Regions from separate parts of the Homo sapiens genome. Here region 1 is linked to region 2. Evidence: chromatin loops called from intact Hi-C (ENCODE). Cell type or tissue: IMR-90. All regions are shown on one strand. Each heading gives the region's core, and the rest is flanking DNA. Links, peaks and the distances in the headings are about the cores only. Region 1 has its middle 59 kb from the start of TRPC7. Region 2 has its middle 37 kb from the start of CTB-1I21.1.

The links. Hi-C counts contacts between places; a loop is a spot of excess contacts. Peaks named below come from ENCODE experiments on the same cell type or tissue, not always from the same donor. Only the 100,000 strongest peaks of a DNase experiment are listed, where the experiment ranks them.
Region 1: it touches region 2 in a loop (15-fold over the local background); 6 of 110 quality-filtered maps call a loop at or near these places.

Annotation. Positions count from the first base shown.
Region 1 is chr5:136,416,286-136,432,502 of GRCh38, reverse strand. It overlaps the pseudogene HNRNPA1P13. Among named protein-coding and RNA genes, the nearest start is that of TRPC7, 59 kb to the right of the region's middle. In IMR-90, for the core only: a CTCF peak has its summit at 7,448 (motif pointing right); no DNase peak of the experiment used is centred there.
Region 2 is chr5:136,764,115-136,780,331 of GRCh38, reverse strand. No RefSeq gene overlaps it. Among named protein-coding and RNA genes, the nearest start is that of CTB-1I21.1, 37 kb to the right of the region's middle. RefSeq lists an enhancer at 10,033-10,122. In IMR-90, for the core only: a CTCF peak has its summit at 10,059 (motif pointing right); no DNase peak of the experiment used is centred there.

The DNA of each region.
Region 1 (16,217 bases), core at 3,300-11,299, 350 kb after region 2:
GTCACTTATTCACTCACTCACTCATTCATTCTATGTATATTGTTGAGTTCTGACAAGGTGCCAAGTCAGTGCTCAGTGGTGAGAATCCAACTGGGACTCTGGTAGAACTGGTCCAGGCCTGCACAGAGAGGTAGGTTAGTCTCTCTCTCACGTGAACACACACTTGCTTTCAAAAACTGACATGCTGCATTGACAACTGCAGCCTCTGTGTTGTCCTGACCTGCTAGTTCAGTCTCAGGAAGAGTTGAGAGTTTATGGCAGATTAATAGCAAAATGCTACAGAGATTTGCATATGGAAGAGAGAACTACAATATTCATCCAATTTTTAAGTACAAATAAGGCTTTTTCTTTTTCTGTTCTTGCTATACCCTGGGCAAGAATCTTCTTAGAAATTGTATATCTCTGAAGCTAATTGCAGGATGTATTTTTCTGGATTTTTTTCCATTTATTTCCCCACAGAAAGAAATATTTGTTTCTAAATGTAAAGAAGATCTTCTGATCAGTTATGTATCCTCTGGAAATAAAAATGAACTGAATTATTCTAAGTTGAATGACATAGTATTTACCACAGTGGAAGAAAAAAGATGGGATATAATTTCTTTTTGAGAACCAGTCAGAAAACTCAAAGGGATTTTCATATACTCATACCAATTATTGGGGCTGTATGTATTCCCCCAAATTTGGGTGGTTTTGACCTCAGCCTGATTTTTGTTATAACTGTGTTCAACCTCCTGTTCAGTGAGTTATAAATGAGTTAAATGGTTTATTACTCTTCAAATAAGTGAGCTAAATGAAGTTTTATTTGGAAGGAATGTATGATACCTTTTGAAATAACAGATGGTTCACAAGAGGGTCAGAGATGGTCAGAGGGTCAGGGGATATAGGTTTATGGGCCCAGAAGCCCAAACTTGCACCACTGTTGAGGGTAGAATTCAGCAACTACTGCCAGTCATCAGGTCAGGCTCAGGTTGTAGAGGAACCAGCAAGAGATTCTCAGCCTTCATTCATCCAACAAACCCATTCTGAGAGATCCAGGTAGCCTGTAGTGCAAATGGGGAACAATAAGTACCCTGCAGAAAAGAACCTGGAGAAACTCCAATGGGCAGGAAGTCATGACATAAATGATCATGGAGGACAGAGGAGAAAAGCACCTCCCCCAGCCCCAGGGAGGAGGGAGAGGTGTGATGGAAGGAAGAAGGAAAAGGTGATACATAAAGAAAACTCAAAGGGCAAAAGAAGTGAGCCAGGTGAACAGGGCTCATGACATGCCAGAGAGAAGCAGCAGCATGTGCAAAAATGTGGGTGTGAAGTGTGGCCAGACATGTTGCAAACTGCAGGTCACTTCATCTGGCTGGAGTAGCAAGGGCATGAAAAATATGGGGAGGAAAGGGGGCCTGACTGTACTGTGGACACCTGTTAAACACTATGTTTAACCATTGCTAGGACCCAACCAACAACCAACTCTGGAGTCCTTCTGGGGGAGCCTCAGCAAGTTACTTCAACTCCCTGAACCTCGATTTTCTCGTCTGTAAAAGGGGCATAATAGCAGCACTTCCATATAGAGCTATAAATGAACTAGTAATCAACATAATGTACATCGTTTTGCCTTCATGGACTTCACATCCTGGTAAGTAACACATGCAATATGCTTGGCCCAATAAAAAGCATAGTATAAGTCCTTAAAATATTCTAACTGACCTGTCTTTTACTTTTGGTCACTAACCTCATTATTATTACTCTTTGGCTTATCTCAAGAGAGAATGTTCTTCCTACCAATCTTCATTTCCTAGGGATCTCACCCCCAAAAACTCCATGTAAAAGCCAATCAGATGATTCTTGCTTTCCTAATTTTCACACTTCATGCTCCAATGTGAAAATATTGCCTTATGTGACTATTTCAGTGCTAATTAGAAAACACATTTATTTATCCCTTTTATTACTTTGTTCAAGATAATTAAATCATTTATTGATTACACATGACAATGGGTGATACACATACTTCATTTCCATCTTTAATTTTATCTGCTACCATTAATCAATTTAGATGTATTCCATAGGATGTGCTAACAATCATCTTTATAACAAATAATTCATGATTTCCCTCTTAATGGCAAACTTCAGGTCACAACAGTAACCATCAGGTCAACTACACCAAGGTTTCTGAAGACAATGGGTTTTCTACCCAGAAGATTGTAAATAAATTCCAAATAGAATCTGTCATCACCCTGAAGGAATCTAACTTCACACTGTTGGGGAAGTTTACCAAGGTGGCTTCAGAGTAGACTAACTTTACACAGAACATTTTTTTAAAAGACACATTTATTCAGCATCATGTCAGACTATTACATTTAGCAATCAATAGCATGGGTGCAAAAACAAAAAAAACTACATTAAAACCCTTTGTTGGAATGCTTTATACTTTCCACAGAACAGAAACTAAAATCACTGGTTATCCAATTAGTCACAAATACAATTCTTGAGTTTTTTGCCCATACATATGAGTATTTGTCTAAAGCATGTCTTATTTGTAGCAGCTAGGCCCTGCCACCACTGTGCTTGGCTGAGTTCACAAATCTGTTGTAACCTGTAGCTTTCCTGTCACTTCTCTGACTCTCCTCTCCTGCTAAGCTGTTTCCTGGCAGTAATGAAAATCCTCGGACACTGCCATAGCTACTGCTGCTACTGGAACTGGCATAGCCACCTTGGTTTTGTACTTTGGCAAAGTATTGGCATCTACCACCACAGGGGCCAGACCTTCTTCCTCCAAAGTTTCCTCTCTTTATGCGTCCAAAATTTGAAGACTGATTGTTGTAATTGCCAAAATCATTGTAGCTTCCACCACCTCCAAAATTGCTTGCATCATTACCATATCCATTATAGCCATCCCCACTGCCACCATATCCACCACCACCAGGGCTGCCACCAAAGCCACCATGACCACTGAAGTTCCCTCCATGACCAAAGTTGTCATTCCTGCCAAAACCACCTCCACGACCACCACCAAAGTTTCCAGATCCACTTTGACCTCTTTGGCTGGATAAAGCACTAGCCATCTCTTGCTTTGACAGGGCTTTTCTTACTTCAAAGTTGTAGCCATTCCCACAGGATGGTATTTCTGAATGACAATCTTATCCACAGAGTCATGGTCATCAAAGGTTACAAAGGCAAAACCCCTTTTATTGCCACTGCTTCTGTCAGTCATGATTTCAATCACTTCAATTTCCCCATACTGTTCAAAATAATCTCTGAGGTGATGTTCTTCAGTGTCTTCTTTAAAGCCACCAGCAAGTATCTTTTTTACAGTTAAGTGGGCACCTGGTCTTTGAGAATCTTCTCTTGAGGCAGCTCTCTTTGGTTCCGTGTTTCTTCCATCCACCTTGTGTGCCTTGCATGCATGACTGCATCCACTCCTCTTCCGCAGTGGCATATGTGTCAAACCCAAAGCCCCTGGAGTGCTTGGTGTTTGGATCCCTCACTACCGCACAGTCCGTGAGCGTTCCCCATTGCTCAAAATGGCTCCTCATACATTCATCGGTTGTTTCAAAGCCCAACTCTTTGATGGAGAGCTTCTGCAGCTGTTCAGCCTCTTTAGGAGACTCTGACTTAGACACAATGACAGTCAGAAGAGGGACTTTAACAATATTTCCTCAGTGTCATCCACAGGCAGAAAGCTGTTTACCTTTTAAACGGTAAATGGTAGACATCCCATGGGGAGAGACATGAACTACATACAGAGTAAAACCATTTATACAAGGAAACTGACCCCTATAAATTAACAAGGAAACTAAATGAACTAGAAAGAACTTCCTATGTTTCCCGAGTTTCAAAAAGGAGTCTGTCCATCTGATACTAACCAAAGTCATAAATAAAATATTAGCAAATGGAATCCAGCACTGAGTTTAAATAATGAAAACTGATGTTAATGGCAGAATGTTTCCATGGTAGGAAATGCATTAATATAATTAATCACATCAATATATGGAGAGATAAAAGGAAATGACAGTTTTGATCATGGCAGAGTAGCTTCTACTGAGTGACTGAGATAGAAGCTCTGACTGCGGTGAGCCCAAGGGTGAATTAGATGAGGAATTGAGACAGCAGTTATAGAAGAGTCTTTCCAGGCTTGTAGGAAATAGCATAGGAAAGAGAGAGATGGGGTAGGAGCTTGAGACAGTGCACAGGGACAAATGATAAGTTAGGGTATGTGCCTTTTCAAGGTTTAAATATTAGAACATATTTATAGCCTGCAAGATAGGTGTCAATGTTGGGGGAATGTGTCAATATTAAAAAAGGGGAGGGGAAGGGAGGGGAGAGGAGGGGAGAGAAGGGAAGGGAAGGAAAGGGGGTGAACCTTCCAACTCTCAGTGAGTCTGATAAGGGGTTAAGAGCACAGACTCTAGAGCCAGACTGATGGGTTTGCATCCTGTCTCCATCATTTACTAGCTGCGTGTGACCTTGGGCAAAATACTTAACCTCTCTCTGCCTCATATACTCCCCTGCAAGGTAAAAATACTAATGATGCCTTCCTCATAGAGTTGCTATAGGATTAAATGAATTAATATTTTATAAAGTGCTTAGAACAATGTCTGGCAATATCTGTCAAATAAAACAAATAAAATATCTGTCTTCTACTAATTAATTATTTGTACTATTTGTTATTAATATTACCAGGTATAGAAAATGTATTATTGTATCTATTGTAGAATAGAAATTATTCCTTTCTGACTGGGTACAGAGAAAAGGATGGCAACAGGAATTGAAAAGATGCCAGATAATTAGAAGAAGAGTTGAGATCAAAGGTTGCCCATGCCACCTATGATCATCATGGAAGAGAGGCCGGATTCCCCGGAGTGTTGAAGGTGATGAGTCAGCCAGAAATCCCCAGATCCCACTCTGCCCCAGGATCATGTTGGCCATCATAACAAAACAAGGAAGGAGTGTGAAGGAAGAAGAAGTCAGAGCAGAATAAAGTGGCACCTGGGGTGAAGAGAGAGCCCAGGAGAAGAGCCAGGTGGTTAAAGAAGGACCTCCATGTTTGTTCCTTTATGCTTCCATATTATTTGAATCTTTGATAATGAAAATATGTCAATATAATATTTAGGCAGCTAAAAGAATGAATAAAGTGCAAGATGTAACTATCCAGGGAAAGCGAGAAAGGGCACACAGGAAGATCTCCCTGTATTGTTTTGTACAGCTGTATGTGAATCTATAAGTGCATCAGTAGAAATTTCAATTTAAAAAAAAAAATGATAGTGTGTTCTTGGGGGGAAAAAAATCCCTACACTGTCTTCCTCACTGTAATCTCAACCACCACATCAGGGGGACACAGGAGTATATATTTTATATGTAGAAATTAAAATTATGACAAAAGGCACACTTCTGTCTGTGCATAATATATCATGGACCAGGCAAAGTGACTGAAGCAAAGGATATTCTGACAGGCGCTTGAGGGGGAAAGGCCGGCAATCAGCCTCTCAAGGGCCTGTGAGAATATCCTTTGCTTTGGTCTCTTTGCCTGGTCCATGTGTTTTTTTGGGTTTTGTTTTTGTTTTTTGTTTTGTTTTGTTTCGTTTTTTAGCTCAGAATGTTGGTGTTGTCAGTGTGCTAAGAACTGAGCAGCATGTAAAGGTGGACAAACAGGAGCCCAGTTCACAGTATCGACAGATGAACACATTTGTCATGTGTTCATGACAGCACAACCTAGTCACTAAGAACAGGGGTTTTATTAAAAGGCAACCTTTAGATTCTAATCTTTCTACTGCCACTTACTACCTGTGTGGCTTTGGGCAATTTTCTAAACCTCTCTGGGCCTCTATTTCCTCATCTGTAATAATTAGACTATTACTGTATCACCTTATTTGAAAGAAGAAATGTCGGGAGTCTTCATGATAAGCATGGCAATTAACAAGTATGTTGATATTGACTACTCTCAAAACTTTTTGAAGATAATAGTTAAGGAACAAAGGATGTATTACATGCAAGCCCAAAGAAAACAGAGTAGGCAAAAGGGGAGAGTGGCATCAACAAGATTTTTGGAATATCGAAAATTGCTGAAGTAACAAAGTAACAGACCAGACTGAACAGAGGAAGTTGAAACCTAAAAATGTCTACCCAGACTTTCTTGTAAAATCCAAGTATAAAAGAATTAAAAGGTATTTTGGCAATCAAGGTTCTCTCTTTAAAATGGGACCTAAGACTCAAAGAACAGCAACTTGCTCAGGGAGACATGGCAGCAAGAAGCAGAGCTGGAACGAGACCAGATTAGATCATGACATGCCAGAGAGAAGCAGCAGCATGTGCAAAAATATGGGTGCAAAGTGTGACCAGTCATGCTGCAAACTGCAAGTCACTTCATTTGGCTGGAGTAGCAAGGGCATGAAAAATACGAAGAGGAAAGGGGCCTGACTGTACTGTGGACACCTGTTACACACTGTTTAACCATTACTAGAACCCAACCAACAACCAGCTCTGGAGTCTTTCTGGGGGAGCCTGAGCAAGATACTGCAACCCACTGAGCCGTCTTCCTGGTCTGGCTGCTGATGACCTAACTCAAATCCTAATGCTTTGCCATTAGGTATTTCTTCTTCCTTGATATGATATCTAAGCAGGAATGTCCGGTGCACTGACCAAAGTCAGGATCTTCTGTTTTTCCTAGTCTGGGGCTATAGAAGTCTGCAGGAAGATTACTGAGATGGGAAGAAATGAAGAGGGAAGAAAGGAACTAGATGGAGCACTTCAGCATCTCCACAGCCAAATAACCTTGGCAGACTGTTTGATTTTTCCAGAAAGTATCTGCAAAGGCAGAGACGCACTGCAGAAGACAGCGACATGAAGGAGGCCACTTTTGATATCTTGAAACTAGTGGAGGTTCAGAATGAATTTGCTGCTCCTCTGGCCCCAGGTGACAGAGCTGTTGGAAGCCTGAACGGAGTTCAGCAAATTAATCTTGCATATTTTATGGGTCCTGAATGCTGCATTCCTGATGTTGATTACCGACTCCACCAGTGAAGGGGGGATTTGTTTTATGGTGATTTCAATTACAGATAACTGTTATACCCAGAATCACACAGCAGCTGCTTGTAAACCAGAACTTGATATGAACGCAGGCTGTCGAAGGCCAAGGACTGCCCAGAACATGCTTTTAATTTAAAGCTGATGAGAAATAGCTGTTTCTAGAGAAAGAAGTTCTGTTCTTTTCATGTTTTGTGTGCTTTGAATTCAGTATAACACAGAAATGAAATATGACAGCATTCATGCTTAATGCGCCTTTCTGGTTTTCTACTGGGGATAACCGGGATTTTAATATTGTTATCTGGTGGGCAGAGAGAAATGACCTAGCAATCCTGACACCCCCAACTTGGATTCTCTGCGTTATAGAATAGGTTCCTGGCTTCATGCAAGGGACTCGGGAGGATGCCTATGCATGACACCTAGAAACACCAGGGGGCGCTGCAGGGTGGCAAAGGGCCTTCAGGCATGCAGGCTGTCTAGGCAATGAAGGCCTTTTTCCTTGTCATGCTTGGCGACTGAAAGACAGCCTTCCTCTGCTTAAGCCACCAATGTGTGCATAGCCAAGGGCAGCAGGCTAAGCATCTCCATTTGAGAGACCAAGTCTCAGGCAAGTGGTAGCCCCATCGCAGAGGCCTAGAGCATCACAACTGCAAAGGAGCAGGCGTTTAGTATAACCCGGCATTTCACTGAGGGGAAACTGAGGTCGTGGGGGCAGGTCAAGGTAACAGGAAATTGGAATCTCACCTTGGACTAAAATCAGACTTCAGTGCTAATTTCAGAAACCCATTATTTTCATTTTCTTACTGATTCCTCATACCAGAGTCTGAAAAGGCAAAATGTTTGAACCTTTCATCTCTTACATTTTCCATCAAATCATCTTGAAGAATGCCACACTGTTGGGTTCTCTTTTCTGTTTTAAAAACCTGGTGGTCAGCCCTGTAGGTATCCCGCCCCAGGAACAATGGTTTACAGTAAAGGAGAATGACAGACTCAGCCCTGTCACCCTCCAGTGCCAGTGTGTGTAAGTGTACAGAACAAATTTATTTCCCTGTGTCTACACTTGCATAGGTTTGACCCTGTGCACATAAGTCCTAACCCCTCCCAGCCTTTTTCTTTCTGGTCCAAAGAGTACTCCCTGCATTTTCCATTCCACAGGCCTGGCATGAATCCCACACACTAATATAATTAATTTTAATTTTTATAAAGAAAAACAACGTATTGTTGAGATTTGTGGGGATCCCCATGGAAACCAGGAATCCATATCCTCACCAACCCATGACACACATCAAAGTAACTATTTTTATACCTAAATGATTAGCATTTAAGCCCTGTTTATAGAAATCTCTCTAGCAAATTCCCAGTAATTGCTCCAGGCTCTTCCTCTCAGACCTCCTTGTCTGGCCAGACACAGCTGCTGCTTCTTCCTAGTCTGGCTGCTGATGACCACATCATCCCAGCTTTGGGATGAGGACATTTTGCTTTTCAATTTCTCATTGCACAGATTTAGGGAAGCATACATCTTCCCAAAAGGCAACTCCATTCTCCTGGAGCTGGCCATTGCAAAGGCCCATGGGCTCTGCCTCACACAGAGTGTGTAGAGAGGCTGGTCCTTGTGCACCTCCCAGCCTGTCCCCGATGGCGGGACCTGACTCATCGCCTCCACCAGGATGCTCCAGACATCTTCATGCACATTGTCTCCCAAGCCCCTCTGCACTCTTGGCCCCAGATTAGGAACATAGTCCTTCTATACCCTCTATCCAATGCCAGCAACCCTCCTGCTCTAGAATTAACTTCTTCTCAGGTTGACAATGGAAACCTCTACTTCCTCAGGAAGCCACCCGCAAGTGCACCCTGGAAAAAAAAGTCATAAAACCCAACAGTATCTGGCTTTTTACTACAATAAATAACAGCCCAAAGCTGGGTATGGTGGCTCACGCCTATAATCCCAGCAATTTGGGAGGCCAAGGCAGGCTGATGACCTGAGCTCAGGAGTTCAAGACCAGCCTGGGCAACATGGTGAAACCTGTTTCTACAAAAAATACAAAAAATTAACTGGGCGTGGTGGTGCACACCTGTAGTCCAGCTACTTAGGAGGTTGAGGTGGGAGGATGGTTTGAGCTTGGACGGCAGAAGTTGCAGTGAGCAGAGATCGTGCGTACCACTGCACTCCAGCCTAGGTGACAGAGCCAGATCCTGTCTCAAAAAAATAAATAAATAAAATAACAGCCCAAGAACTATAACAATGGTCCAATCTACCCTGCCTAAGCTTGACCCTGGTCCTGTTCATAGTCTTTCCTCACCGGAAAGAGATGAGTTCAGACAGGTGCCCCTCTCGCCCTCATCTGGTCCTAGCTCCCTTCTTCTGTCAGCAGATGCCAGAGTGAGAAGACACATGTGTTTTCTAACACTGGGCATGGGCAGGTCAAACACAGAGGTAAGAACAAAACAGAATGAAACTGAACAAGCTCCAGCTCAGAGAGGACACACTGCCAGCATTACCAGCTGTCTTTTCAGAACAGAACACTCAGAATCTCAGTTTGTAGGACTTCCATTTTGTTGTTTGGTACATGTGGGAGCTTCCCCAAGAAAAATGAGGTGGTTTTTAATTACCCAACATCTGCATGACTGGAAGCCCCTCCCAACCCCACCGGAGAGAGTGCTTGCGGAAACGTAGGAGGATCTACCCCCAAAGACAAGTTGCAGTGTTCATTCAAAAATGTGGAAATTGCCTTCAACTCCTCAAATGGCAGCATCTCCAACTTCTAAAAAATATATAGTACCTGCCATATAGTACCAATGCATACCTCTGATGCATTCAGAGGACCCTCTCAGTGCAGATACCAACATGGATGTTTCTAGGCTTCTTAATCCACAAGGGGTTCTCTGCAAATGCAGCTATGTTTAAAAAAAAATTAAGACAGGGAACAGCATGATCAAGTATTAAAGTACAGTTTTTGGTAAATTGAAGCCTTTAGGGGAAAATGATATAATAAACATGATGGCCCAACTCAGCACATCAGTTCTTTGAAAATGCTTCGATTTTTTCTTTCCAAATAAAGAAGTGGACTTCCGGACCCAAATTAGTAAGAGATAAAAACCTACTATTGTATTATGAACAGCCAAGAAAGGGTGAGTTCTGCATTCAACAATGCGCGAAATATTAAGAGGGCACTCACCTAGTTTCAGGCACAGGAGAGTAGAATCTCACCATTGAGACCACACTACCATGTGATTTGAGTCAAGGCCACCCTGTGAGCTCCACCTCTACTTCCCCTGGTGCCATCATTTCTCTGGGCAGCACCATACTACTGGACATATCAGTGGCTCTGAAGGCCCCAGTGCCAAACCCAGATGCTGCTGCTCTCTGAGAGGTCCCTGGGTGCTCAAAATCGCAAAAGATCATGAAGAGGTGTGTGGGGAGTGGCATGGTTTATATGCTCTTGGAGGCGGGGTTCCTATGCTCTCAGAGGGGCCCAGAAGCAATGTTCCTTGGTCACTTCCCTTAGAGCCCCCTCCAGCAGCCTGCTCACCACAGACCTCAGTCATCCATCAGACAGAGCACAAGATCAGAGATAAACAAGGAAGAAGGTCTTTTCATTGGATAACACTTGACACTTCTCAAGTTTGCCCTGCCTGGTTCCTCTGCCGTTAGGATAAGTTCTCTCCAGGAGGCTCCTTAGTGCCTGGTGCAATGAGAATTTCGGCTGGCTCACTTCCTGATCTAACAGATACACCAACTTGTGCCTGATGCCCAGTGGGCATTAAGCTCCATGCCCCCCAGACATAGATGACACACCAGCCTGGAGGGTAGAGCTACTATGTCTGCCCTGTGCAGTCATCCAAAATGTGCCCACACTCACTGGCCTCCTGCTTCTCATTTTAGTACCCATTTCTATCTCAGGGCATGACATCTGTTGGTGGAATTGACTATTGTTTAACGATAAGGTTCAGAACTCAACAACCAGGATGGCGAAGAAGATGGCTGGCCGCTGGGGCATCCCTTCTGCCAGCTGTTGGGACTGCATGCCTTAGGACCCTCTTCAAAGGGAGGATGAGAGCTGCTCATTCTCTTACTCCTCTCTACTGATTCTCTGTGAGCCACAACTTACATTGGTTGCTGCCTCGGGAAGAGTTGAGATCCTACATGGATCCTCACCTATATGGTGAACTGAGCACAGTGCCTGGCACACAACAAGCCCTGACCCAAGCATGCCCACTCTCCAACATGTCCATTCATCCAGAGAGCTCTTGAATTTCTTAAGCCCTCCTGGGTAACATATACATGCAGTCCCAGGCTCAAGGAACTTAGAATATAAGAGATACACAGACAAAGCTGCAGAAACCCTTACTGAGATAAATATCAGAAGACATCTTCAAGGAAAGCAACTTCCAGTGTAGCCAGAATATTCGCCTTAGTGCAAGCATAGCCACGATCCTGGGCATGTGCTTTCAGACCCTGTTTCATCCATTTCTTTGATGAATTTAATTTTGCCCCTTTTATTGATGAGATCTGGGTGCACTTTAGTTTCTGCCTGGGTTGACAAGGAAATGAGTTGATGAGGTATAATCTTCCAATAAAGAAAGTACATATGGGAGCATATGTTAGCTCCGTAAACCAACAATCTCCATTGTAACCATTGAATGATTATTTCCTATCTTTCCTCAAATGCTCCATGGGGAAGCTCTCAGCAGGAGGGACAGAGTGAGAGGATGGAAATCAGCCCTGAGCCAAAGCAAACACTCTCTTTCTTTGCTTCTCTTGCCAATGTCACTAAATTTATAGATGGCATAATTGGAAAGCTCGGCTTTTAGCCAAGTGTTGTTTTCTGAAGGGGTCAGGGGTGGGGGAGCAATAAAAATGTTAATTGCTCTACACGCAAGCTCAAGGCCAGCTGCCCCCTGCTCCTATGCCACATCAATCATTGCAGCCCCTAGTCCTACCCAGAGATGAGGCTTCTCTAGTAGAACTCCCAGTAAGAGGAATAATCCACACTGACCTCCTCAGGGGCCTGCAGCTTCTGACTGCAAGATAAACATTTGCAATATGGGCCTTATATTATTTCCAAGGCTCTGGAAACTCCATTCTCCAACTCAGAAACCGAGGGTCACTCTGTTTCTGAGAGTGCAGAATGAAGCAGTGTTGGACCTACTAAAGCAACAGTCCCACAAAGACAGAGACCCCCACCTGTGACTGCTAGATCCCGAGCCCCTGGCACTGAGAGAAGCACAGTAAATATTCATGGTCTCTCCCCTCTGGCTACTACCTTCACTTCTTCCCTCATCCCTCTACCCATAGACAAAGACAGAGAAACACAGATACACCCAAAGACTCAGCCAGACACCTAACAGGACACATGCACACAACATAATACAGGCACACACACACTACACGTTCACATATACCCCTTTCCCCCACTTCCCCATGCACACACACACAGAGACAACTTAACCTTAATAACAAAATGTAGGGCTAGAATTACCATTACTTATTTCATCAGCTTGATGCTCCACTTTCCTAGTGAAAATACAGCAATTTATACCGTGTAGGGGGGTGAGTATTTTGTTTCATTTATCTCCCAGCTTCATTGGCCATTAGAGTTTTTCTAAGGCCAATCTCTTCATTTTTAAAATGGGAACTCAGAGGCCCAGATAGGAAGGGAGGCTGCTTAAGTGAATTAGAGAGGGTCAGGAATGAATATGGTTCTTTGTTTCTTAAGCTAAGTGATCCCGAGTTCCTTCTTGTGATGTCTCAGCCATTGTGCCCACCTTGGCCAACCTGGTAACAAAAGGGACTACCATTTATTGTGTCTCCCAATTCCCAGACATGGGACTAGGCCCTTGGCACGTGTTATCTCTAATCTCAATGTCAACACTTCGGGGTACATGCTATCATCTCCATCTCAGCACTAAAGAAACCAAGGTTCAAGGAGGCAAAATATTCAGATGAACCACATGAATCTGTCAATATTCATCATCATCCAACAAAAATGGCAAATTAATAATTTTCCACAAGCCTCAGAGCAGGTAAGTGGCTGAGCCACATTGTGCCTCCAGAACCCTTTCCCCTCTCTTGCAGCCTCCCAGGTATACAGATCAGCCTCCAGCTCCTCTGACCCCGACACTGGCCTGTGAGCCAGGCCTGCACTGTCTACCTCCTCGCCTTGGCAGACCCTGCTCACTGACCACTCCATCACAGCTGTCTCCTGTCTTTTCTGTTTTTTTTTGTTTTTTGTTTTTTTTTTTTGGAGACAGACCCTTGCTCTGTCACCCAGGCTGCAGTACAATGGTGCAATCTCTGCTCATTGCAGCCTTGACCTCCTGGTCTCAGATGATTCTCCCATCTCAGCCTCCTGAGTAGCTGGGACCTACAGGCATGAGCCACCATGCCTGGTTAACTTTTTAAAATTTTTTGTAGAGATTAAGTTTCACTATGTTGCCTACGCTAGTTTCAAACTCCTGGCCTCTAGTGATCCTGCCTCTTTGGCCTCCCAAAGTGCTGGGATCACAGGCATGAGATAACGTGCCTGGACTTCCCTGTCTTTTCTGATCTCAGCTCCTTCTGCTTTGGAACTTTTCCTCTCTCATCAGGACTCTGACTGTTGCTTTGACTCTTCTTTTATCCATGAGGACAGCTTGTGCCCACACTGACCCTACGCTGTCTACACAGGTCCAGACAGCTTCTCTCCTTTCCTGGACTGTCTCTCCTGGACTGTCGGAGCCTCTTGAGCACTTATGCTTCACATTTTTTTTGAAGTTTACTTTAAGCTTAGACACTGCCTTGGCTTTAAAAATATGTCCAAATGATTTGATATTCCAGCTTTCAAGAGGTGAAGTTTAACTCCCCTCCTTCTGATTGCAGGCTAAACTGAGTGACTCGCAGGCCCACATGGTGAGAAATTGAAGGTTCTTGCAAAGTCACATGAATGAGCTCGGAAAAGGAATCTTCAGCCTAGTCAAGCCTCAGAGACTGCAGCCCCGGTCAACAGCTTGACTTGAGAGTTTCCAAGTCAGAACCACCCAGCTAAGTTGCTCTTGGATTCTTTACCCACAAAAACTGTGAACGTTAAATGTGTGTTGTTTTAAGCAGCAAAGTTTGAATTCATTAAATAATGCAGGCATCTTTGGTGTTACTTGGCAGAAAGAGGCAACTCCCATATTGTTACTCATATATTACAAGTGCACTTCTTCATCAATGTTCCCTAATTACTCTCCACACAGCCTCCTGAATTAAAACGTGGCATTTACGTGCTCCCTTTCTGGTGTCCTTTCTTGCCAGGTGTCCATTGCTTCCAAGACATAAGCTAATGGGTATTTTCAGACTAACTTGCTTTTAGTTCCAGTTAGCAAAAAGCAAACAAACTAATGAAAAGTAAAACTACAACAACAAAATTTCCAAAGATATGATATCCTTGTCTGAGATGAGTATAAGCGCCTTCAAAATTAATTACATAGCTACAGCCCCACTCAAATAAATCACTGCATTGTTCTTGATCTCTGATGTTGAGCTATAAAATGAGAATTTTCAAGTCCACTGAAATGCATGCTGACATTAAAAACATGTTAGAGTGGAGACAAAGACAAAAGACTTCAATATCTGAAAATTGAGTTCAATTCTCAGGAGTGTACACCTTACCCTATGTGGACAAATTATTTAGAACATTTATGATAGGATAAAATCCCACAATTGTGAACACGTAAGGTTCTCTTGGGTTATTTGGTGGGCATGGAATTCTACTGAATAGAAGTTGATTTAATGGAACTGAACTTTAAAACCCTGTTGGGAATTCAGAGGCTTTTTACCACAAAAGTGCCACTGTGATGAGGCAGCTTGTGTTTTCTTTAGACCACTTAGTGGATGGACGTGACATTTTCTCGCTCATTCCCTCTGCTCCTTCATCTCATCCCTGGCTCACACTCTTTCTTCTGAGTGTTAAGCCACTCCAGTCTTTTCAGAACAGTTAGGGACAAGTGTTATTATTTGTGTCAGGTTTACCACTGTGGGACCCAAGGCATTATCCTTTCCTTGTTAATAGTATGCTTGCCAGGTATTTAAATTGACTTGGAACAATATCATTTCTAACCTTTAAAAATGGACAAAGAAATCAAGTTGAGCTTTCCAGCTATTTTGCAAATATCTCATAGCAAATGGCTTTGGTTGTGGATACCATCGTCCCTCATTCTTGCTTGATGGCATGCCCCAGCTCTGCCTGCTCCCAAGTGAGCAGCTAACAGTTCTATGCATCTTCAGGAATCCAGGATGCTGAGTAGGAGTATGTGTTAAAGGTCTGCTCATCCTTGGAGCTGTTAGGCCTAAACGATTTCTTACAATAGGAGCACACTGAGTACACTGCTTGGCCCAAGAGTTTAGCCTCTACAGTTTGACAGACACAAGATCCATGGCTACAAAGATGGAAGGTTGTTCTATAAAAGAGGTGACTTCATCTAAGGTAAGACAGAGCTAAAGGAAGTCATGTGAAGTAGATAAAAGTAGACCTTAATTAGAGATAAAAATAAGCCTGTTAGATTTGCTTTTGGAATTACAGATAAGGAATTTCAAAATACAGTCTGTATGGGCTTCCTCCACTTGTCAATTCCACTGACTAAATGGATTTCTGAAGCAGCCAACTGAAATGTAATCTGTATTTCAAGAAAATAAAATCGACTTTCATCACTCAAATTTGGCGATTTAGTGTCAGCATACATGCTAAAGCATGAAAAAGAATAAAGCAATTTGAGATCAAAGCCTTAAAGCACATGGATAAGAGAAAATGCAACTGGGCCCATATCAGGGGCTCCCTTCATTGTCCCAATTGTTAATAAACTCTGGGATCAAGCTGCGGGGTTTCAGTTTTGTTACATAACCTCTCTGTGCCTCAGTTTCATCACCTGTAAAATGGAGCTATTAATAGAATCTTCCTTGTAGGGTTATTATGAGGACTAAATAAGACCATACATTAGAACAGTTCCTGGCACATAGGAAGCACTCAACAAATATCAGCGATTGCTGTTGATGTTACTTTTATGATCATCCCTTACTACCTCTGTAGGCAGAACCACCTGGGAGAACCACATCATCATAGTAGTGTTGCTGGGTGAGTGTGGGGTCTGCACATGGGAATAAATCCAGTGTTTAAAGACACCAGCCAAGAAAGCCTGTTGCCCCATTTCTATGGTATGGGGCAGGTTTTACGATGGGGCCAGGATAG
Region 2 (16,217 bases), core at 5,219-13,218:
AATCTAGGACTGATTTAAAAGATATGAGAGAATGTGCATGGGTTATATGTAGCATCCCCAGATTTTGGTATTTGCTCATGAAGGTTCTAAGAACCAATACCTCATGGATACGAAAGGAGGCCTGTAATATTTGAAATTGTGACTATCCTGCAAAATTCTTGTCGTGAGATTGTTATAGCTAGGAACTTTTTGTATTTGATCAAAACCCCTTCTGATTCAACTAATGTACCAACCGAGTCAGATTGGAAATAAGCAAACTTTCATATTGTGCACCAGATATTTGTTTGTGTCGAGGTGATGGGGAGAGGGCACAGAATAAAAACATCCTTTGCTGATATCAGGATGACCTGATGTGCTGCATTGTGCTGTCAGCCATCACCCTGGTGGTTACAGAGCTGAGGCTGGGGACCTCAGTGCAAGTATGAAACAAGAAATCAGAAAACAGAGGAAGTCCTGAGAGTTTGGAACAATGAGTAGTTCTTTTTCTCTCTGTTGAAAGAACAGGGAGTGCAGGAACAGACTTCAAATACAACTGACACGATTTTGATTTCAAAACAAGGGAAACAGTCCCTGATCCTGAGGCATGAATTGCCAGTCAAAGGCTTGTATCATTAATCAACAGGATGCAACTTTGGGGAGGGCCCTGAGACTTTCCAAGCCCAGACTACTCAGTTTGTAGATCGGTTTATATGGAGCCCAGAGAGGGGTGGTCTCGCATAAAGTCTCACAGCAAACCTATGACAAGGCCATTCCTATTGCAAGTCTTGGTCTAAGATGATAATTCCTTAGAATGAAAGTTTAGGTTTAAGGAATAAGTAATTTGGGGCCCTCAATTGGTATCCAGATTGTTGTTGGTGTTGTTCCCAGAATGTGTTAAAATGGTACAGTCAAACCTAGGATAGTACAATTCTGGTTGACTATGATTTTGAGACCTGGGAAATCATCATACTCCTAGAACATATTGTCAGACAAGGGTCTTTGCTTAGTAGGTCAGCTTCTTTTCTTGTGTATTCGAATTCTTCCAACACCCCAGAAAATTTGGTGGTCATTGAGAGCAGCTGTTAGGCTTCTATGTGACCAAGTCCTAACCCTTTGCTTTGTTAAGGGGCTAAATACTATCTTACCCAGCCTGATATTCCCACTTTTTTGTCTTACTAAAGAGAAACTGCTTTTTGCTCTCTCCTATTAGTGAAAATAAGCTTTTCAATTCGTTGAGATTACTCAGGGAAATAGAAGGGAATTGATAGAGCTCATATTCATTATGAATCGGATAATGAGGAAGCTACTTTGAGCATATGGCTTTATTTGATCTCCCAAAACACCCTCATTAGGGAGAGATGATTATTCCCATTTAACAGGTGCATAAAATGAGTCTCAGAAATGAAAGGGACTAGTTAAGTGTTCAAAGAAGCTATAAGCCACAAAGTCAAAATTCAAAACCAGGTGTGTTTGATTCTAAAATGCATTTTTCTCCAGATAGAAGGAAAATCTTGATTGTGGAAGTCAGGTACTGAATTATAATACACCCAAAGCAGGGCAAGAGAATCAGAAAAGAAAGTGCTCCCAGATAAAGAGAGGATCTCTCCAGGTTGGCTTAAGGCTGTGCCCAGGCTCTGTGATATAAATGTATGTAGATGGGGTTTGCTTGTAAAGTGGAGGCATGCCGATTTACTAATGTTGGATTCTAATGTTGCATGACGTTTTGTGCTTTATGGAGCACTTTTATGTATATTATCTCATTTGTTTTCTCACTGCAATCCCATAAAACAGGAAGAAATAGTGTTGATAACGGTGGCTATGTTTGATAGATTTTTATAGAATTTAATATCGTTTGATAATTTCTCGGAACAAAGGAAACACCAAGCCTGTTGTACAGTCTCTCTTTGTTTAAGATGGGAAAATTTGGGCTCATAAGAATCTATTTCACCACTGTGATGGGAGAAGGCATTTGACAAATCAAGGGATCTTTGGATCTCAGCCTAAGAGAAGAAAAATAAGGTTGAACAATGCCTAGGGGACTCAATTTTTCCATGTGTGGGGTGACACTGTGTAATATAAAATGGGAGCCCTTGCATGTATCAATCTCATTCATTTGCCCATTCATTCATCTACAAATGGACATTAAGCATCTACTAGTTGTCTGGCATTGTGCTAAGCTTACAAATAAAATGGTGAGCAAAAATGGATATTGTCCCTACCCTCATGAATCTGGGACTTTACATTTTTGCCAATATGATCGGTATGCCCTGATCCTTAATTGTGATTTTAATTTTAATTTCCCAGGTTATTAATGAAGTTGAGCACCTTGTTGTCATATTGGCAGCCATTAAAATGTCTCATGTGAAGGGATGAAACCAATAGATTTGTGTTTCCATAAGGTCTGTCTGGCTCTGGTATAGAGAGTGGACTGCGAGGATCCTGTCAGGAGGCTGGTTCAGCAATCCAGTCCAAGGCAGATGACAGCCCAGGTTGGAGGCAGACATAAGGGCACCAAACTAAGAAATTTAGGAGTTGTAGTTGACAGCAGTGTTTCCAAACTTCTGAGGGTCTTTAGAATTTGGAAACTGGAAATTGGAATCCTGGGGATTTTCAGGAATTTCCAAAATCATACCTTTTAAAAAAAAAACTTTGAACATTTCTCATATTTCTTAATTATTATTATGGATAGCAGAAAAAGTTGTTTCAATAAATAAGAAGTAAAAGGAAGGTTTAGAGACTTTATGAAGAATTGTAGCCTACAGATTTAAACACTGGAAAATGCTGGCACATTTTTGGATGGTACTGCGATAATGTAGTATTCAGATCTCCCAGGGAGATAAATGATACTTCACAGAATCGCATGTCAAAATTGCCCATTTTAGGATGTAATTTATTTGCAAAACTTACTATTTCTTGAAGCACCACTCATAAGATTTGTATAAAGCATACTATATTTATAAGCTTATTAATATTCATTTTACTTGAAAGAATGACTCACTATTAGCAGCAGAGAAGGCCAAGGACACACACTCATAAACATGTCCATAGCTACAAAGGAAACATTAATTAGATTATGACTGTCTTTGGGCTAATGTCTGGTTCCTAGAAATGTCCACCTTAACCTTTGATTTTTCTTGCCAAATTTTCCTGTTCTTGTTTGAACTTCAAGCCAGGAGTGTCTTTGTGTTACTCGTTAAGTTTTAACTCTCAAAGGAGATTTATATTATTTGTTTTTCATTTTCCTGATTTCTTGACTGATTTTTCTCAAAATTGAGGTGTTCAGAAAGATGTAAGTTTTCCAAGAAATACTGGAAAGGAATTTCAGCATGGAAACACAGTGCTCCTGGTAGATTGGCATGGTGAAACAGTCTGGCTGAAAGGGGGCAGATGAATCTTGTGCCTGCTTTTATGTGTTCTCTCCAAATCGATTAGTTTCCCTGAGATTGGTCATCATGGGAAAGCTGAGGCAGGTCAACTAACACACAAAATAGACATTTGAACATCAACAACTAACACACCACTCCATTATCCACAATGAAAATGAAATTTCCAAACGGAGCTCTCTTACTCCTCTTTTAAAAAGTAATACACCCATTCAGCCTGGACAATGTTATTACTTTGCATGAGAACCAAGAGATCCACCAACAAAAGAGGCCCAGCAGAGGAACAACTGAGAAGAAAGGCAGACAGCTACAAGCACACAAGAGGCACTGCTTTCTCTCCTAAATTACTTCTTTTTAATGTACAAATTGTGAGGTTTTTCTTATTACTGGGGGAAAAATGTTAATTTGTAAAACAATTGGGACTTTTTTCCACAATAAAAGCAAGAAGAAGAAATTGGAATCATCCATAATTCCAACTCGCAAAGATAACCACTGTTTATATAGAAAAGGAATTCTATGTATGAGTACACACAGACATGTAAAACTGGTCCTGTTTTGTTTCCTGTTTTTTTCTACTAAGTATGTTGTAAAAATGTTTCTGTGCTGAATCAGAGACTGCTATTTGTGCTCACTTGCTCTTTAGTAACAGAATCCATCAAAATGTTTTATGATTGTCCACAATTCTTTTAAAAACCCTACTTCCCAGCCTCCTTTCCATCTAGATGTGGCCATGTGACCAAGTTCTAGCCAGTGGAAGGGATGGGAGTACTGCACTGAAGGAAAGGGATATGCCCTCCGTTGCCCACTCTTGCTACTTTCAGCTAAAGGGAATGAAGACAAAGTGTGTACTGTCTTGGATCATGCTCTACAAGATAATAGGATAGAAGAAGACTGATAACAAGATACATAGACTGACAACAAAATAGAATGATAATGAGACAGAAGGCTGATATGACAAAATAGACTGTTAACAAGATAGAAGACAGAGGAACAAAATATAAAAAGACTGGGGCCCTGAGTGACTTCATGGAGCAGAGCTACTGCAAGCCCTGGACTGACCATCTCCAAACTGTGAATAAGGAAGAAACTCCCATTTTCTTTGCTTCATTATAAATTGAGTCTTCTTAATAGTAGCTAAATCTATATCCTAATACATGTCTCCATATATCCCTCTACAATACAGTTTGAATGACTGCGTATTTTTCATTATATTGATGTTCAATATCAAAATTTACTGAATTCAACTAAGTATAAATTGTTGGCCATTTCTGTTGCTTTTAAACTTTTCTTCATAATCAATTCCACTGCAATGAATATCCTCGTACATTAAAACAAGTAATATACCCATTGGAAGAGCAGAGAGCAGGCTGAAACACAAGTCTTTCTAAAATCTAGGCCTCTTCTCATGGGATCAGATACTCTGGACTTGGTATGGGGACAAGATGGGTCAACTAGAGATTTGAACATGATTCCTGGAGGTTGATTCTCTTTTAGGCACCTTACCAAATTATTCCTTGATTCAAATCCTGGAAAAAAACATTTTTTTACACAGTCATTATCTACTCCTGAAGATTAGGTGATTGATAACTTGTAAACCATGGCTGTGTCATAATGAAATATGCATGGTTTAAAACATAGAATACAGACAAAAACATTAATATAGGTATAAGACAAATTGAGATTAAAAAATAAAAAATAATCTGATTATCTCAAGTATCGATAAACAAAGTCCAAAGTCATCAAATAATCTCAATCCTTTCCCTTTGTTTTTGAATCCAAGCAGTGTTCACCCAGATGCATGAGAGAGTCTGAGCAGAGATGAAAGTAGAGATTAGATTCTTCTATCTACTGGTTTATGATAATGACCCCTGTTAGAACTTCTAATAGCATAGTCTTCTCCAGATGCTTTCTCAGAATTGTGACATGTATACTCATCTAGGAATGTGTAGCTATTGGTAGTGTTGAAGTTTATATGTGAACTTCACATATAAATTGGCACAGTCCCCCTTTTTTGAAGCATTTGTTATAGCTTTCTCCACAGGGAATATTTTTCAGGCTGTGTAGGAATAAGAAAATTGGGAGGAAAATGAACGCTATAGAGAGTCAGAGCTCTTAAAAATCTTAAGAATCTTAAAAATCTTAGAAATCTTAAGAATCTTAAAAATCCACAGCTATTTATATATCTTGAAATAAATGGCCTTCCTTTGATTGGAAGAGGCACTTCTAAAAGAACTTTTTTTAAAAAAAAATTGAACAACAGCATGATGGTAAAGTGGGAGAAAAAATGATCTAAGACCTGTCTGTCTGGTATAAGTTTCTCTTAGGACAAAAATCAGAATGACCATATTATCACACAACCTGAAGGAAAAAAACAAGTTATTTGAAGAGGTAGGTGGCAGATCTTCCACAAAATGTTTTGTGAGGCAAAGGATAAAATCAAGGAACTGATTGACAATGGGAGAAGAAACCTTTGGCTTGCTAACGTTTTTTTAAGAATTGAGTTTACTTTGCAAAGGCATTTGTGGCTAATGAAATTGGATAGGATGTTATTGTGTTCTTAGAAGACATTTTATGCGGAGAGGACTGGGATACACTTTCACAATTTTATTCTGTTGTTTTTTAAAGTATCAATTAATTGCTCGACTTTGGTTCATGCCCATTGTGAGGTAATCAGTGCAAGATAAGGATATAAGGATGCAGAGTGTCAGGAATGGGCAGTGAGGTGGATTTGTGGCCAGATCTTAACTGACCACGTGGATGATGGCATAAAGCAGATTATCAAAATCTGCCAAAAAATCCAGGAAATTCAACATTAAGTCAGAGTATTCTAGAGCAGTGTCTCTCAGCCTGACCATTGACCCATTGAAATATTTTTTAAAAACTTTAAACTTTGATGCCTGGTTCTTACCAATTCTTACTTAATTAGTCTGAGGAGTGACCTGACATTAAGATGTTAAATGTTCCCCAGATAACTCTGATGTTCAGACTATGTTGAGAACCACGGATCTAAAAGGCTGGCCAGGGCAATGAATTAGTGGTATCTTTTTGTCTCTTCACTATCTCTTGCAAGCCTAGGGAATCTAGAATGCACTTTCCTTTTGGACACTAGTTAAGCCAGACAGGGAAGACTACTGAGTAAGGTGATGTCTCTCCTCTCTGCACCCGAACCCTTCGTGCAGGGTTTAAAACTGTGTCTTTGTTCTTGTTCACACCAGTGTTTCCCCTTCATCTGGGCAATCAAACCCTATGCTTAGCATCAGAGCAGCTGGTGGTGCAACCCCGGATTTATAGAATCTGTTCTTTCTTTTCCTTTGCATTCTTTGTTTTGTTTTGTTTTGTTTGTGCTTTGTATTTACCTGGTTTTTAAATTTTTGTGAATTTTACACCAACATAAAACAAATGGAACTGTCACTTTTGCTTCCTAAACTACATAGCTGGTTTCATATAAGGGCATGTTTTACTTTTTTAATTTTTACGTTCATCAAATATTAAAACATGTTTTAAAAAATTATTTATTATTTTCTTTTGAATATTGCCCTGGGACTCACCAGCGGCTCATAATTGCTCTGCTTATATTTGACATTCTTCGTCAAAGGACGCTGGCGGCCCTAGAACTATAATATCTGATTGCTGCAGAGCAATGAATTTTCAACAAAGGCTTTTAGAGCTTCTACAAATTACCTGCTTCTTTTTAAATGCTCTATTAATGATCCAAAGATCTAAAGATCCAAAGTGTGGCATCATTAGAAAGTGCATTTTCCAGCTGGACAACTCATCGTACATACAGTATATCTGCATTTGGACTGTCTGTCCATGTTAGGAGTCTAGGGTCAGCCTGACCTGAAGCAGAGCAGAGATGCAGCCACACAGGCAAACATGAGAACCATGCTTTTACTATGAATTTAAATCTCTTGCCACGAACTGCAACTGGACCTTGTCTAGGACTCCCCTGACAGGGGCAGCACGTCCCGGGACACGAGGGGGTAGGGTCTTCTGAGCTCCTCTATTCACCACCTCCTGGCTACTGTCTTTCCCTCCTCCCTTTTCTCCTCCAGTTGCCATCTTCTATGGTTGGGCTATGTGTGGAGTAGAGGTGGGAGGGGACTGTGTGCCCTTGGAGCAGCAGACAAGGCAAGTGTGTCTGCTTCTTGATCTTGAAATGCTAAAATCAAACCTCCAGGGATGCACATTTCAGATGCTTGTGGTTCGGGCAAAATAGAGAGTAGGATTGGGCTGCACAGCTGGGCTCATGGCTGGTGGCTCAGACTCCAGCACTTGTGGGCTGTCAGAGTCCCTAGAGCCTCCCACAGTGGTGCTGTCCTTGTGTGATGGATTAGCCCCCTGGGGCCTCTTTCAAGGCTTAACAGTGCAGTGCCCACCTCTGTGCCCTGCTCCACAAGAGCCAGACATGAGGGAGAGGATCTGGCTCAGAGCTGGTTACTGCTAAAGCTAAGATGCATCAGCATCACCAGCCCAGTTCACCCCCAAATGCAAGATGATACACATCCCTGTTGCCATTGAACTTGGGTTGATTTTGAGTAAATTATTGATTAGCCATCCAACTTCTAGAATAATCATTTTCAAAGCTTCCGAGTCATCTGGTAACTTGTTAAAAATACAGATTTTCAGGCCATACCCCAGACCTTTTAAATCAGAAATTCTTGAAGGTGAGGCCTTTGATAGAATACTTCAGGGGAGTATTATATCAAACAGTGATTATGGGCAGAGGGGAGGGAATCAGCCTCACTGGATTACAAACCCTTGGGCAAGTTACCTAAGCTTCCAGAGCCTCCATTTTCTCATCTGTCAAATGGAAGCATGAGAATTGTGGCCTCGCTGGGTGGTTATGGTGCTCATTTGGAATGGAGCAGTGAAGTCCTTAGCACCTAAATCCCAATAAACATGAGCCCTTGTTCTGATCCTTTGTGGAATCTGCCTTTGTGCTTCTCTTGCGCTTCTGTTACTTTTTATCCTATAATCTATACTCAGGTAGTGAGAATCATTGCCATCCCACCTTGGGATGTGTGTCTTGCCTTCCTACATCATTCCTGTTGCTGGGAGCTGTTTCTTCCACCCAGACAATCCCTCTAGTTGGAGAGAGGTTGTCCCCCACACATTTTCATCGCTAAGGAAAAGGGTTCTCAGGAGAAATGGCAGGGAAGTCCTTTAACAAAACATGTCTGTATCACCCCTTCACCCATTCTGGCTCCCCAGACCATGGCTTTAGATTTAGGGGCACTCATGCAATCTCAAGGATATTTGTTCCTAGCTGTGCCCCATCCCAGAACCTGAGCATGGAGATATTCAAGGGCAGCAGTGACAAAACTAACAAATCAACCACATCTGCTAATGAGGGGCGGGAACTGTGCCTGGTGGTCGGGGTCCTTGGAGTGTGTGTGCTTCTGACTTCCTGTGACAAGGCATGGGTAGGGCACTTAGGTGAGAATGAACTTGGGCTGGGAGACAGCAGGACAGTTTTTGTGGGAAAACTCTCAGTCTCCACACTTTAATGGAAGGAGGTGACACAAAACAGTATCACTGTGGAGTCGTGAAAGGGTCTAGGTTACCAAACACACTGGTGTTTGAATTTTAAATCTTAGCCTAGCCACCTACTAGATAATGAGTCATGGGGCATATTATTTCTTGGAGATTTTATTTTCTCTTCCATAAAATAGAAATAATACCTCCAGCTTCCTGGGGTTAATATGATGATTAAATTAAATAAAGCATATGAAAGCACGTCTACAGATTATACCCCCACACTAATGTAAACTGTGATTTTTGGGAAGAACACAGATGTGGAATCACAGATGGGCTTGAAGTTCTGCTTGGCTTCTTCCTACCTATGTGACCTTATGCTTAACCTCTTTGAGCCCTGGCCTTTCCATTTGTGAAAAAGGGAACAGGCCTCCCACAGGAGCCCGCGTGGTGCTTAAATAAGATAGCAGGTGATTCGACACCTGCATGGATCAGATATACGGCAGGGGCTTAGTGAGTGCCAGAGCCTCCTCTTCTCCACAGATAGACGGGATCCTTCAAAGGGCTGGGGTGGGCCCGCTGGCTCCCTAGGTGGCTCCGCTGTGCTTGTTACTTCTGGAGCCTGTTGTGTCCACTCAACCCCATGCTTGGGTGTCAGATTCATCTTTTTTGAGAGCTTTGGTATTTAAAGGAAAAAGCCCCTTTCAAGGTGCTCCATAACTTGGGAGGAGTTGGCTGGGGTCTCTCTTGCTCTCTTCATTGGAAGAGAAGCGACTTCTCTTCTGGGATCTTGGCTCCAGCCATGCATACTGCTTCATTTCCTTCCTCTCTGACTCCTTGCAGGTCTTTCCTCATCCAGTCTTTACCCATGTCATCCCTCCTTCCTGGAGTCCTTCCCCAACCTCTCCACATACCACAATGTACTCCATGCTTAAAGGCATGCTATGGCTTCAGTCTTTTTGAGCCTTTCCTTCTCTGCTGCGACTTTATCTCTCCCTGAAAGCATATATTATCTTATTTGATTTCAGTGTTCCATTGAGGGTGTGCCCTCATCTCCTGAGGAGATTATACTTTTTTTAGGACAGGCACTGTGTCCCTTGCAGGTCTAGTGAGGGTGCCAGGTGAATAGTAGGAAAGCAGTGTCTATTTACCATGTTGAAGGAAAACGAAATATGTCAGCTCAGCGAGCAGTGAGCCTAGACAGCCACTTGGGGGCGATGAAGGACCAGACTGTGAGTGGGCTGGAGCATCTGAATGAGGAGCCCAGGCCAGAGACTTAGGGAGCAGGGGCTGTTGCATCACAGTCAGAGAAAGGTTCTCCGAGGAGGGTCAGAGGGCCGAAAACCCAGCAGAGGAAATGGCCCAGAGCCAGGCCCCCTCAAACGTCCCACGCTTGTTAATATGCCTCCAGTCATCCCAGAAGGGCCCGGGGCTGCCTCTGGAGTGCCCAGAAATCTGAGAGCCGAGGAGTTCTTCCAAGGGAGCATGTCCCCTCTGTACCAGACACAGTGCTGATGTAGGGGGTTCCTGACCTTCAGGGCAGCCGGATTAACCCTGGCACAGACCAGGATCATGGTTGGAGGATGGGGGGAGATCATACTTTCTGTGGCCTCAAGAAGCCAAGAAAAATACCCCAGAGCGGAGAAATCCACAGATCCCACCACACTGTGCTCTGAAAGCTGCTGCTAACAAGCCTTAGCTTCTTAGCAGCCAGTGCCAATCAATTTGGGGAAATTTGCCAGATGGGCTTTATCCTGGCTGGTGCTCCCAGCCTAGCTCTGCTGCCCCACCATGGGCCCCCGCTCCTTGCTCTGAGCTGACAAGAACTACCTCCTTCCCTTGGTGATGTGCGATTGTCACCCTCCTTGGTCTCACCCACACAGCCTCAGGGACACCTCCCAGGTTCAGGCAGGAGTAGCTCTAGGGTGCATAGGGGTTTCATTATTTTTCAGCAGCCATATTTCCTTTAGGCCTTGGCCTTCGTGGGACTTGTGGGAGGGTTTACCTCTGCCCTGTGTTCAAGGTGAAGGTTGTTGAGGTCATGGTTTGTTGGAGGGAAGCTTTGGCCGCAGTTGCAGAGGTAAAGCAGTGGTTGGTGGGGTGAGAACATGTGGTGCGCTGGCCTGGGTGGCCCAGTGGGATTTCTTTCCCCTGGTGTCTGGATGAACGTCCTGGGGAAGCACCCTTTGCATGACAGCTGCAGTTAATTCTGATTTATGGCCTCTGAGCCTCCCACCACCACCTGGAGAAGGAGCTGTCAAAATGGCTTTGTGGCAGACGTTGCTGGTATTTTTATACTGGTGCTCCCTGCCCTGGTCCTGGTGTGGCCTGTGCACCCTCTGTCTGCTAGCTCTGTGGAGAGAAGGCCAGCTCATCCTGGCCCTGCCTGGCTTGGCCCACTTAACCCAGGTCTGGCTGGCTATGCCCTCTCCCTCCTGCCCAGCTCATCTTCCCTTGACTGGCCTTGCTGACGCCCTCCCTGACAGATCCTATCCCTGCCCCTGCCCTGTCCCTTGGCTGCTAGGTGTTCCTTTGGTCCTCTCTGCACTTGCTCTTTCTCACCTGTGACTAATCTTTAGTGACATATCCTTCTCATTCTGGCCGTGAGCCCCTGGAGTATAAAACCGTGGTTGCTAGTCTCTGTTAAATCAATTTAATAAATGTTAACTGAGCATCCTCCATGTGCCAGGCGCTAGCTAGGTGCCAGCAATGCTCATGGAGCTAGACTAGCAGAGAAACACACAACACAAAGGTCACGGGTAGTGACAAATGCTACAAAAAAGCAAACAGTGCATGCGATTGAGATCTACTTTCAACACATCAGAGGTAAGTGGCAGTCATATTGAAACCTGAAAAAAGAAGGTGCCCAAGGGTGAGAGTCCTGTCTGTCTCTCAGACGGCTGCACCCCACTGCCCATGTAGACAGGAAGAGCATCTAGCTGAGGGTACAGCAAGTGCAAAGGCCAGGAGGTAAAACTAGCTTACATTTCTAGAAACTGATGAATGAGCAGTGTGAATTCAGTGGTTGATAGGAGATGAAATACTGCCAAATTTCACATGTCCAAGCTGAACTCATTTCCCCACAAAACCTGTCCCTCCTCTTATCTTTCCCATCTCCATTCTTCCACTGCTCAGGGGCCAAACTTCGCAGCTATCCTTGACCCTCTCTCTCACTCTGTAGCCGCTCTCTCAGCAAGTCCAGTCAGCTTCATTGTGCATGATGGCCATCCTAGTTCAACTCCACCTGGAGTGAGCAGGAGTCTCGTACCTGATTTCTACCCCTAAGCAGCCAGAAGGAACCTTTGAAAATGTAAGTTAGATGACAGCACTGTGCTGCTCAAATTCTTCTGTAGCTCACATCTCATTCAGAGCATAACCCGCAAGTGCATACGGTGACCCACAAGGCCCGGCATGCACTCTGCCTCTCCTATCCACTCTGCTCCAGCAGCAGCCTTGATTTCTTCATACATGCAAAGCACACACCCTACCTCAGGGCCTTTGCACCTACTCTTCTCTCAGCTGGAGGACTCCCTGTTGCATCCCCTTATACACACTTATCCACATGGCTTTTTATGTCTCTGCTTGAATATCAACTTATTATGGAGGCTTCTTACCAACCTGTCTACTCCTCCTCAATGTCTCCATCACCCACCCTGTGCACTTTCTTTGTTTTTTCTTTCTTTTTTTTTTTTTTTGAGATGGAGTCTTTCTCTGTCACCGGGCTGGAGTGCAGTGGCATGATCTCGGCGCACTGCAACCTCCAACTCCCAGGTGCAAGCAATTTTCCTGCCTCAGCCTCCCCAGTAGCAACCTCTGCCTCCAAGGTTCAAGCGATTCTCCTGCCTCAGCCTCCCAAGCAGCTGGAACTACAGGTGCGCACCATGACATCCAGCTAATTTTTGTATTTTTAGTAGAGATGGGGTTTCACCATGTTGGCCAGGATGGTTTCCATCTCCTGACCTCGTGATCCGCCTGCCTTGGCCTTCCAAAGCCCTGGGATTACAGGCATGAGCCACCGCGCCCGGCCAGCACTTTCTATTTTTCTCCCTGACATTTATCACCCTTTGATGCATTAGTTGTTTGTTTGTTGTCTGTTCCCCTTAGGATGGAAGCTCATTGGATGTAGGGACTTCATTCTGTTCATTGCTGTATCTCCAACACCTGCCTGGCATGTGGCAGATCCCCCAAAATATTTTGGAGGTCAGAAACATACACAGGGGTGGAACATGGAGAATGTAATAGACAGTATTAAGCACTGTAGGTTTTATTCTAAAAGCAGTAAGAAGCCATTGGGAAGTTTGTTTTTATTTTTGTTTTTTTGAGACAGAGTCTTGCTCTGTCACCAAGGCTGAGTGCAATGGTGCAATCTCGGCCAACTGCAACCTCCACCTCCTGGGCTCAAGCGATCCTCCCACCTTAGCCTCCTGAGTAGCTGGGACTACAGGCATGTGCCATCAAACCTGGCTAATTTTTGTATTTTTTATAGAGACAGGGTTTTGACATGTTGCCCAGGCTGGCCTTGAACACCTAGGCTCAAGCAATACACCTGCCTTGGCCTCCCAAAGTGCTGAGATTACAAATGTGAGCCATCATGCCTGGCCCCACTGGGAAGTTTTAAGCAGTAGAGAATGTGATCTGCTTTGCATTTTGAGTTTACTGTGGATATATTATGGAGAATGACTGGAAGCAGGGGTCCAGAGATGGAACTCAGGGAATGTGCTGGTGGCTTGCATCAGGATGGTCAGTGGATGTGAAGAGAAGAATGTGAGCAAAGTAATTGGCAGATGAGCTGGAAAGAAGCTGGTGCCCAGGGTCACAGACTCCTCATATGGCCCCAGGCCTCTGTGACTCACCGTCAGCCAGGCTGGGCACTGAGGAGGGCCTGCTGTGCTGGCGCTCAGGCAGATGCAGGGAGTTTAGACTCTGAATTCTTCTGCAGATGGGAGTCTGAACTGAACCATCCACACTTCTCCCTTCATGCCCAACGATGAACATCTTAAGAGCAAGGCTCTGTCTGTTTGCAACACTCTTCATTCCACTCCTCACACATACACACTGCTGAAGACATTCAACACTGCTGGAGGTTGGAGTCTCTGACAGTAAATGCAGAGACAAACTGGAATGCAAGTTGTCTATTAGGTCATGCCTGTAATCCCAGCACTTTGGGAGGCCAAGGCGGGTGGATCACCTGAGGTCGGGTGTTCAAGACCAGCCTGACCAACATGGAGAAACCCCATTTCTACTAAAAACACAAAATTAGCTGGATGTGGTGGCGGATGTCTATAATCCCAGTTCCTCAGGAGGCTGAGGCAGGAGAATCACTTGAACCCGGGAGGTGGAGGTTGCGGTGATCTGAGATCATGCCATTGCACTCCAGCCTGGGCAACAAGAGCGAAACTCCCTCTCAAACAAACAAACAAACAAACAAAAAACAAGATGTCTATTAGGAATGAACACCTGTGGAAGGAAGGGGAGGAAGCAGGAGGATGGGTCAGAGGGAAAAATCAAAATACAATGTATACCTGACAAAGCCTTGGCCCACTTGATAAGGAGCATGGGAGCAAAGATCACCCATCAGTGTTGGGCTGAGCTGAAATGGCTGGCCCTATACCACTGAATACAGGCTGCCCAGGAAGGTGAGACCCAGGCTCTTGGCAGCTGAGGCAGATCCAAGAGGAGCTGACAGCTGGAGGTGCCTGCTGTATTCCCCCAGCAGCTGGGGAGCAAGTCCTTCCTTGAAGGGGATTTGGGTGGCTTGTCTCTGAGTGTACTATGGACGATATACAATTGCTGAGGGCTACTTGAGTGAAGCCCACTGTTCCTCCCCCTATGATATAAACTGGTCCCCAAGAAGAGTTAGCAACAGCTTGGGCTCTTTCTAGGCCTCTGAGCCAACTGGCCTGAATTGAGCACATGAACTAGACGCTAGTCTTGTATCAAAGAATCTCTTCAGACTCCAAAGAATACTTACAGATGAGATTCATTGAGAGGGCAATTCAGAGTCATTTCAGCCTCTGTTATGTTGTGGAAAGATATAGGCCTTGTGATCCCAGACAGTCTAGTGTTCCAATATGGTTCTGCCAAACACTAGCTCATGAGCCCAGGCAAGTTGACAAGCTGTCTGGAGGTATTTTCCCTCTTCTGTAGAATGTGTGTAATGATATTCAGAAGATAGGGCTGTCTCACTAATCTTGTCTTCTCATTGGCCTGCAGGTTTTGTTGAATGAATGAGTACCATTTGTTGTCAGATACTTGCACCCTTGTCTCACGCAGGTCACAGCAGTCATAAGTTCCTGGAGGGCAGGGGCTTCTATTCACACTCACAGAGATGTGAACAGGAGCCACCCCTATTTTAGCACTTCTCAGTGCATGAGATTTCTTTGTCTAATTGCCACTTCTCCAGCCTGTGTGCATTGCCATTTTCATGACTGAAAATGTAGGGCCTGGTCCAGAGCCTGGCCCAGAGTTGGCCCCCAAAACACATTAGTTGGAATGGTTGACACTAGCCGTAACATCCTGGGGATTCAACATCAACCCAACAGTCAACTCATGACATCCTTTGAGAACAAGTCCCAATTTTACCCTGACCTCAGCCCATCTTTCTGGAATCTCATTTTCATGGCAGGCTATACGCTGCCCCAGCTGGATTATAAAGTTGATCAAGAGTGGAGCATTTGCCATAGCTCACTGGTTCAGAGGCATTTTAATGTCACCCTGGTAAGCCTGTCTAAATTTCTTCCTGTCAGCTCTCTTTCACTTAGAAATATTTTTTTTTCTCTAGGTTGTGAGATAAAAGATTGCATATCCACAGAGGAAAACATAGCCTTTGATAGGACTCCAAATAATTTATGTTTGGCCAATTCAGCAAATTGCCCCTTGGTTGTTCAAAGCACAGTCCTTCACTTTGCTCCATAAAGTCTTGTGTAGTAGGATAAGCACCTGCTATGGACCTAGAAAGACCTGAATTCAAGTCCTGTGAGGTCTTGAACAAGTCTGCCCAACTTCTGAGAGCTTTGATTCCCATATCTGTGATGCTTATCTTGCAGGTTGGTTGAGAGTTTAGAAAAGTAATTGCCTGATACACTACACCTGCTCGACAGCATGCACTTATCATTTCCTTTTGCCAAGGGAAGGAGATAGAGGGTAGGCAATGCTGATGTCTGTTTTATTTAATGCCGTGTGATTTACACTCAATGTGGGGACATGGAAAGTTCTGGCATCTGCTGCATTGACTCAGGACTGAGGAGGTCAGCAGGAGTACAGGCACCTGAAGAAGTGAAAAGCCATAGTATGGCCCTGAGAGGGACTGTCACAGAAAGTAGGAGCCTCTGAATTGTGAGCCAAAAGACAGAAGATTGAGCTTCTCTCCCATCAGTA